2 separate regions of the Homo sapiens genome follow, and region 1 is linked to region 2. Evidence: read pairs that join two places in POLR2A ChIA-PET (ENCODE). Cell type or tissue: Panc1. All regions are shown on one strand. Links, peaks and the distances in the headings refer to the core of each region. The heading gives the core; the rest is flanking DNA.

What was found. Peaks named below come from ENCODE experiments on the same cell type or tissue, not always from the same donor. Only the 100,000 strongest peaks of a DNase experiment are listed, where the experiment ranks them.
Region 1: POLR2A ChIA-PET joins it to region 2 with 5 read pairs; 2 of 35 experiments call an interaction of 5 or more read pairs at or near these places.

Annotation. Positions count from the first base shown.
Region 1 is chr7:75,824,698-75,829,091 of GRCh38, forward strand. No RefSeq gene overlaps it. Among named protein-coding and RNA genes, the nearest start is that of CCL24, 13 kb to the left of the region's middle. In Panc1, for the core only: no CTCF peak of the experiment used is centred there; no DNase peak of the experiment used is centred there.
Region 2 is chr7:75,941,445-75,945,838 of GRCh38, forward strand. The region is part of intron 1 of POR (cytochrome p450 oxidoreductase); the gene reads left to right. SNORA14A (small nucleolar RNA, H/ACA box 14A) reads left to right here and starts at 2,339; the gene lies at 2,339-2,472. In Panc1, for the core only: no CTCF peak of the experiment used is centred there; a DNase peak (open chromatin) is centred at 2,627.

The sequences.
Region 1 (4,394 bases), core at 245-4,244, 120 kb before region 2:
GCCTGGCCAACACGGTGAAACCCCATCTCTAATGAAAATACAAAAATTAGCCGGGTGTAGTGGTGGGCACCTGTAATCTCAGCTACTCAGGAGGCTGAGGCAGGATAATTGCTTGAACGCGGGAGGCAGAGGTTGCAGTGAGCTGGGATCGCACCACTGCACTCCAACCTGGGTGACAGAAAGAGACTCCATCTAAAAAATAAAAATAAAAAAATAAAAAATAACCAGGTGCAGGCACACATGTCTGTAGTCCCAGCTACTCAGGAGGCTGAGGTGGGAGGATCACTCAAGCCCAGGAGGTCGAGGCTGCAGTGAGCTATGATCACGCCACTGTACTCCAGCCTGGGAGACAGAGTGAGACTCTGTCTCAAAGGAATAACAATAATAATTACAATATAGCATAAGATTTAGGAATCAGACTCGTTGAGGACATACGTTTTGGAGGCGATTAGTCCTGGATTCCGATCCTGGCCCTACCCCAGCCTTGGCTTTGTCATTGGGAAATTGAGACAAGTCCTTGTCCCTCCTCTGGGTATCACAAAGAGTGACTGAATGACTGTCCCTCATGGTCCAGGCACAGCTCCCAGCCTACAGTAAATATGGATAAGGACCAGTTAGTAAGGGGTAATCATTGCTATTGCCAGGTAACTACCAGGTTGAAAGGGCTCTGCGTGGGGGATCTGAGAAGCTTCAGAACAGGACAGGTAGGAGTTCCCAGGTGGAAAAGGAAGCAGGGGGTTCCAGGCCAAGGGAAGACCAGGGGCAGGAGAGCCAGGTGAACAGTGGGATGTGGCTGAGTTTCTGGAAGGCAAAAGGAAGAGGTGGGCCGGGCATGGTGACTGGGATTTCAGGCGTGAGCCACCATGCCTGGCCTTAACTTCTTCCTTTCTGATTTGGATGCCTTTTATTTCTTTGTCCTGCCTAATTGCTCTGACAAGAGGAAGGGAAGGCGGCCAATAAGAGTCCATGACCAGGCCAGACATGATGGCTCACACCTGTAATCCCAGCACTTTGGGAGGCCGAAGTGGGCAGATCACCTGAGGTCAGGAGTTCGAGACCAGCCTGGCCAACATGGTGAAACCCCGTCTCTACTAAAAATAAAAAAAATTAGCCAGGTGTGATGGTGTGCACCTGTAATCCCAGCTACTGGGGAGGCTGAGGCAGGAGAATCACTTGAACCCAGGAGCTGGAGGTTGCAGTGAGCCGAGATAGTGCCACTGCGCTCCAGCCTGGGTAACAAAGCAAGACTCTGTCTCAAAAAATGAAAATAAAAAATAAAAAAAGGAAGAGGTAAGGTTGGGAGACTGGGGACAGGAGGCAGGAATATCTATCATGTGGTATCTCACATTCCTGCTCCAAATGCACTAGTTGTATCATTCCTTAAAAATCTTCCAGGGAAGGTACCATCACTTCCCTCCCAACTCCCTGCCATCCCCACCCCCAACACACACACACACACACACACACACACACACACACCCCTAATCAGGCCTCTCATTTTGTTGATTTTACCTATTTAACACCTCCCAGATCCACCTGTTCCTTTTTGGCCCGTTCCACTGCCTCCCCACTCACCTTTCTCCAATCTGTTCTGTGCACAGCTGCAAAACAAACGCCCCTCCTAAAATGCACACCAGCCTGGTCACCCCCTGCCTAAAACTTTTCACCAGTGCTCCATCACCAACACCCAAACTTCATCCACTCGCTCATAACCTTCATATATACGTATATATATATATGGATATATAATACTATGGAAAGTATTTAAAAATAAAAATATATATTATATATATATATATATTTTTTTTTTTACAATTTCTTCCCACCACCCAATTTATTGTACACTTAACGGTTTTGTCAAAATGGACTTCATCCAAAAATAGCCACAAAATCACAGATTTAGGGCCAGGCACGGTGTCTCACACCTGTAATCCCAGCACTTGGGGAGGCCAAGATGGGTGGATCACCTGAGGTGAGAAGTTCGAGATCAGCCTGGCCAACATGGTGAAACCTTCCTCTCTACTAAAAATACAAAAATTAGCTGGGCATGGTGGCAGGCGCATGTAGTCCCAGCTACTTGGGGGCCGAGGCAGGGGAATCGCTTGAAACAAGGAGGCAGAAGTTGCAGTGAGCCGAGACTGTGCTATGCACTCCAGCCTGGGTGACAGAGGGAGATGTCATCTCAAAAAAATAAATAAATAAAAAATCACAGATTTAGTGCACTAGCTGTGTTTTCCCCCATAACCATTAAAATAAACCCACAAGTATTAAAGGAAACCAGGCCAGTTCTGGTGGCTCACAGCTATAATCCCAGCACTTTGGGAGGCTGAGGTGGGAGAATCGCTTGAGCCCAGGAGTTTGAGATCAGCTTGGGCAACATAGTGAGATCCTATCTCTACCAAAAATTAAAAATTTGGTTGGGGCCAGGCACGGTGGCTCACGCCTGTAATCCCAGCACTTTGGGAGGCCAAGGCGGGCGGATCACCTGAGTTCAGGAGTTCAAGACCAGCCTGGCCAACATGGTGAAACCCCGTCTCTACTAAAAATGTGAAAAAAATTAGCCGGGCATGGTGGCACATGCCTGTAATCCCAGCTTCTTGGGATACTGAGGCAGGGGAATCGCTTGAACCTGGGAGGCAGAGATTGCAGTGAGTTGAGATTGCGCCATTGCACTCCAGCCTGGGCAACAGAGCGAGACTTCATCTCAAAGAAAAAAAAAATTGGCTGGGCATGGTGGCACATGCCTGTGGTCCCAGCTACTTGGGAGGCTGAGGCGGGAGGATTGTTTGAACCCAGGAGGTTGAGGCTGCAGTGAGCCATGTTTGCACCACTGTGCTCCAGCCTGGGCAATAGAGCAAGATCTTGTCTCAATTTTTTAAAAATAATTAAAACATAAAGTAAACCAGGTGTGTGTGTGTGTGCACGCACATGTGATGTCTGTCACAGAAGCTATCCATGCTCCATGCAAATCCTCTTGTCCTTCCCAATTCAGGGATGCTGGTCTGACCTCAATTGCCACCTTCTGGCTGGCTCAGTCCCCCAGAGCCAGGGTGACCTGCTGGGGAGGTGGACACAGGAATGCCACATGGGAGAGACTGATACCAACACAAAGGATTATTAGCCAACACCTGGGCAGGTCTGGTTGACCAGGGTAAGGTGAAGCCAGGGTTATGTTGGCAAATATTTAACAAACTGGCTCTGTGGGGACAAGTGTGATTAGCAGCGTTTGTCAATTGCCATGGTGTAAATCCTCCCACCACGGCTGAATTCAAGCTACCAACCAGATGTCCCTGAAAGTGAAGTTGGGAAGAGATGCTGACAGTCAGCTCTCCCAGGTCGGCGTGGGCTGGCTATGATGTACCACTGGTGGGGCCCAGGACATCGTCTTAGGGAGCTCCTGCTCTGTAAGTCCTGAAAGACATGTGGAGAGAAGAGAATGACATTGAGGCCAGGCGCGGTGGCTCATGCCTGTAATCCCAGCACTTTGGGAGGCCAAGGCGGGTGGCTCACCTGAGGTCATGAGTTTGAAACCAGCCTGGCAAACATGGTGAAATCCAGTCTCTACTAAAAATACAAAAATTAGCTGGGCAGGCTGGCAGGTGCCTGTAATCCCAGCTACTCGGGGGCTGAGGCAGGAGAATCGCTGGAACCCAGGAGGCGGAGGTTGCGGTAAGCCGAGATCACACCACTGCACTACAGCCTGGGCAACAGAGCGAGACTCCCTCTCAAAAAAAAAAAAAAAAAGAATGGCGTTGAGAAGGAGGTTGGAAGATACTGACTAACCAGAGGCTCACTGAAAACAGTTGTGTGCAGGAGAAAGGAAGAGCTACAAGCCTATGCACAAGATTCTTTCTGAGGGTCCACAGCTGGGGAGGCCCAGAAGGCAGGGAATTCCAGGACAGAAGGGGGCCAGAAGCCCTAACCGCCCGGTTTTCCTGTCACTCCCTGAGACTAGGTGTCATGCTTCTGCTTGTAGGTAGAAATAGCTCCTGATTGGAGGCCAAGAAAGGACCAGATTCTGCTAATCCACAAAATCTGGTGGTCAAGAACTTCACTAAAAGAAGAAGTGAAAGGATTTCCTTCCTGAAGGACCTGCACAGCTGGATTGCTTCCCTAAGACCAAAAAACCCTGGAGCCCTGCTTGCAGAGACCCAGCCCCCTCACTGCACTGCCACAGGACACTGACGGCCTGAGGCTGGAGATGGACACACTCTGCCCACTTATTTGACCCCAACGCTCACGGGGTCGGTTGGAATAGCCAGGAAACGTGTACATTCGGGGTCCCAAGAGACAGCGTGTGGGCTGGGCACGGTGGCTCTCACCTGTAATCCCAGCACTTTGGGAGGCCGAGGTGGGTGGATCACTTGAGGTTGGGAGTTCAAGACCAGCCTGGC
Region 2 (4,394 bases), core at 179-4,178:
CTGGGAGGTCAAGTAACCCGTTCAGACTCCCACAACCAGAGCCTCCGGCATCTGTACTGCCCAGTCAGTACAGAGCTCCGGTAACTAGGTGCACTTCAGTTATCTAGAGTAGGCGCTAATAACTTATTTCTTGTCAGAGGCCAGGTAATAAATATTTTTTAGGCTTTGCATGCCAAGAAGTAAAATCTAGGATGTTATATATAATGAGAGGCAACAAGTTTCCATGTTTTTTGTTGATGAAATTCAAATAAGGCTGGTTGCGGTGGTTCACACCTGTAATCCCAGCACTTTGGGAGGCCAAGGCGGGAGAATTGCTTGAGCCCAGGTGTTTGAGACCAGCCTGGGCAACTTAGCCAGACCCTGTCTCTATAATTTGAAATATATATTTTTAAAAGAAATTCGAGTAATAACTAATAACAGTTGAGTGCAAGTTTTTAATACAGGTTTGTTAATAAGAAGAATGGAATGATTTTTGTAGGGATAACAATTTTGGGCCAGGTGCCATGACTCACGCCTCTAATCCCAGCACTCTTGGAGGCTGAGGTGGGAGGATCGCTTGAGTCCAGGAGTTTGAGACCAGCCTGGGCAACATGGCTAACCCCTGTCTCTACAAAAAAATATTTAAAAAGTTAGCTGGGCATGGTGGGTAGTATACACCTGTAGTCCCAACTACTGTGGAGACTGAGGTGGGAGGATCACTTGAGCCCAGAAGGCTGAGGCTGGAGTGAGCTGCGATTGTGCCACTGCACTGCAGTCTGGGTGACAAAGCAAGACCCAGTCTCAAAAAAACAAAAAACAGAAAACAATTTTGTTTCATTGGGGTTCTGAATTAGTGTTCCCAAACATCAAAATCTGTTGCAAATATCCCCGTGTCAGTGCTCATCTGTAATGAGATTGTATAGGTGACATCTTTGAAAATATCTTTTCACACAAATAGGTACTGCCAAGTTATATTGGTCAGGGAGCATAAATTTTGATGGGGCATTTTAATCATTGGAAGACAGCATTTATAGATTTTTTTTTTTAGATTCCCCTCTTGATATTTGCCTTTTTGCATTATTGCATTGCAGATCAGCCACTTCCAATTGAAGGTTAGATGAGAGCTGCTCAATTGTACAGTTAAATGGATTTTAAAATATGGGAATTTCCTTCATACTTAGATCAAGATCTGAAAAACGCTGCTAGGGCTAGAACTAGCAGCTCAAAGTTTTTGTTTTTTTTGAGCTCAAGGTTTGAGCTCAAAAAAATGTGCAAAGGTTTTTCACTTGTTCTAACCTTGACAGTCTAGGAATTGTATGGCGCAGGTTGACATTACTTGTGATTCATACAATGTTAATTTCATTGAAATGACTTTACCGCAATATAAGTTTTGCATATAACTGCTGTTTTGCCTTATAATTTTAGATTGGCCTCATTAAGAAACATCAAGTCTGCAGCAAAAGCTAATTTCCAAAGCGATTTAGTATTTGGTAATAGTGGTTGAGGGCAGTTCTTTCTTTTTTCTTTTTCTTTTTTTTTTTTTATTGAGATGGAGTCTTGCTCTGTCACCCAGGCTGGAGTGCAGTGGCATGATCTCGGCTCATTACAACCTCCACCTCCCAGGTTCAAGTGTTTCTTCTGCCTCAGCCTCCTGAGTAGCTGGGACTACAGGCACGTGGCACCACACCCAGCTAATTTTTTGTATTTTTAGTAGAGATGGGGTTTCACCGTGTTAGCCAGGATGGTCTCGATCTCCTCACCTTGTGATCCGCCTGCCTCGGCTTCCCAAAATGCTGGGTTTACAGGCATGAGCCACCGTGCCCGGCCCTCTCTTTTTTTATTTTTTATTTTTATTTTTAGACTAAGAGGGCAGTACTTTTCAGTTATTCTTGTTCAGAAAAGATTTAATATTCACTCTGAGCTCAAAATAGTCACACCAGACTTTACCACTGCTAAGCTGCTGAACTGCTGTATGGTAGGCCAGTTAGGATATTCAGCTTCTATTTTTGACAAAAATCCTTAAGACCAACTTAGGTTAAGTCCATGAGAGCAGATACTGTTGACATTCCCTTGTTCGATCACATATAATAGATTCAAATTTTTTGCATAATATCTGCTGGTGAATAATATAGTGAACAACCATAGGCTCCAACTAAGCCTTTTTCTGCCCCCCACATTCATTATAACACATCTTAGTGGATTCCATTTCAGATTGTACTAAACTTTTCTCAACTTCTTTGAAAATGCTCTTATTTGTAGTTGTTTCATGCTAATTCTTCAAACTTGGTATTGACTCCCCAAGTAAACAACAACTGAAAAGTATTGGTAACGTCTTTAGATTCATCAAGAGCCAAGGAATTGCATTCTTAAACCCTCTTGGTGGCTTCCCTGTAAATGCTTCCAAGATATGAGCGAATGCTATAGAAATTGCAGGAAAGTCCAAAGGGCTGCGCGTCTCCTGTGGCTCAGTCTTATTTCATACCTGCAACATCTTTTAAGGGAAATTTGCAAAAGGGAGAATTATCAACTTAAAAAAAAAATAGCCAAGGAAACCTCGACTCTTCAAGGAAGCAAGGAAACGTGCTCTCCTTGGGAGTGACATTAGAGGAGGCCCAGTGTGAGTCAGGACTTCATCACCACCTGGCGGAACCAGGGAGCCCCACCCCATGTGTCAGTGGAGATCATGTGCTGTCTTCCCTCTCCAAGCTAGGGTTTGTCAGCAGAGGCCCAGGAGGGAGACTGAATCTCGCCTGACAGCAATGAACTGATACCTTCCTTCCCTATAAGCAGGTGACAGACAATATTTAATAAAATCAAAAAAGGCTGGGTGCAATGGCTTACACCTGTAATCCCAACACTTTGGGAGGCCAAGGTGGGTGGATCACTTGAGGCCAGGAGTTTGAGACCAGCCCCAGCAACATGGTGAGACCCTGTCTTTACTAAAAATACAAAAAAATAAATTAGCCAGGCGTGGTGGCACACGCCTGTAATCACAGCTACTCTGGTGGCTGAGGCATGAGAATCAGTTGAACCTGGGAGGCAGAGATTGCAGTGCACTGAGATCACACAATTGCACTCCAGCCTGGGCAATAGAGACAGACTCTGTCTCAAAAATAAAATAGGCTTAAATAAGATTCAGGATCTTAAAGTACCCAGAATGCCCAGAATACAATAAAAATCAATCACTATACCAAGAACCACAAAACTCTCAACTTGAATGAGAAAAGAGAGTCAACAGACACCAGCATCAGGATGACACAGATGTTGGAATTAAGATATAGAGAAGAATGAAACAGATGTCTTAGAACCGAAATATACAATAGTCAAAATAGGAAACTGAATGGATGACTCCACAGCAAAATGGAGGAGACAGAAGAGAGAATCCATGAACTTGAAGTTAGAGCAGTAGAAATCACCTAACCTAAACAACAGAAAATAGACTGAAAACCAAAACAAAACAAATGAACAGAGCCTCAGGATTTTGTGGGACTAATAACAAAAGATCTGACTTTCATGTCACCCAAGTCCCAGGAGAAGAAGAGAAAGAGAGTGAGGCTGAAAAGTTATTTAAAAAATAATGGCGGCCGGGCACGGTGGCTCACTCCTATAATCCCAGCACTTTGGGAGACAGAGGTGGGCAGAATCTCAGGAGTTCATTACCAGACTGGGCAATGTGGCAAAACCCTGTCTCTACTAAAAATACAAAAATTAGCCAGGTGTGGTGAGGCACACCTGTAGTCCCACCTACTCAGGAGGCCTGAGGCAGGAGGATCCCTTGAGCCCGGAGGATCCCTCAAGCCCAGAAAGTTGAGGCTTCAGTGAACAGTGATTGCACCACTATGCCTCCAGCCTGGGTGATAGAGCAAGACCTTGTCTCCTAAAACAAAAAAGAAAAGAAAAGAAAAGTTGCTATATTTTGCAAAAGACATAAATCTACAGATTCAAGAAACTGAGTGAACCCCACAGAAGGTAAACACAAAGAAATCTGCACCAACATCTCAGTACAGATAATAAACTTCCTGGGTACTCTGGCTATTGTGGCTGTGGAGCGATCTGTCTGAGTCACTCTTGGACACTGCTTTTTAACAGGTCACCTTGGAGAGTGTAGTGTTCCCCGAGTACCTCTCAGTCCCTGTGGGTTGCGCTGTCAGGCAACAGTAGGGTATGGTTCCATGAGGGTTTTCCCTCATCTTGAAGCCACTAAACCTTGGCAGAGGGGCTTGTGAACCTGAATGACCCCGCTCCCCCTGCAGCCAGAAGGTGCAGCCCCTGGTGCCAGAGCCTTGTCTAGGTGGCCCTGACATGACAGTGACAGCTAAAGGGTTGACTAAATTACAAGTTTTATTCTTTCCTTTCTTGTTACTGCTTTGATTGGGGTGTCTGACTCACCCCAATATCAGTGCTGAGTTGGTTGC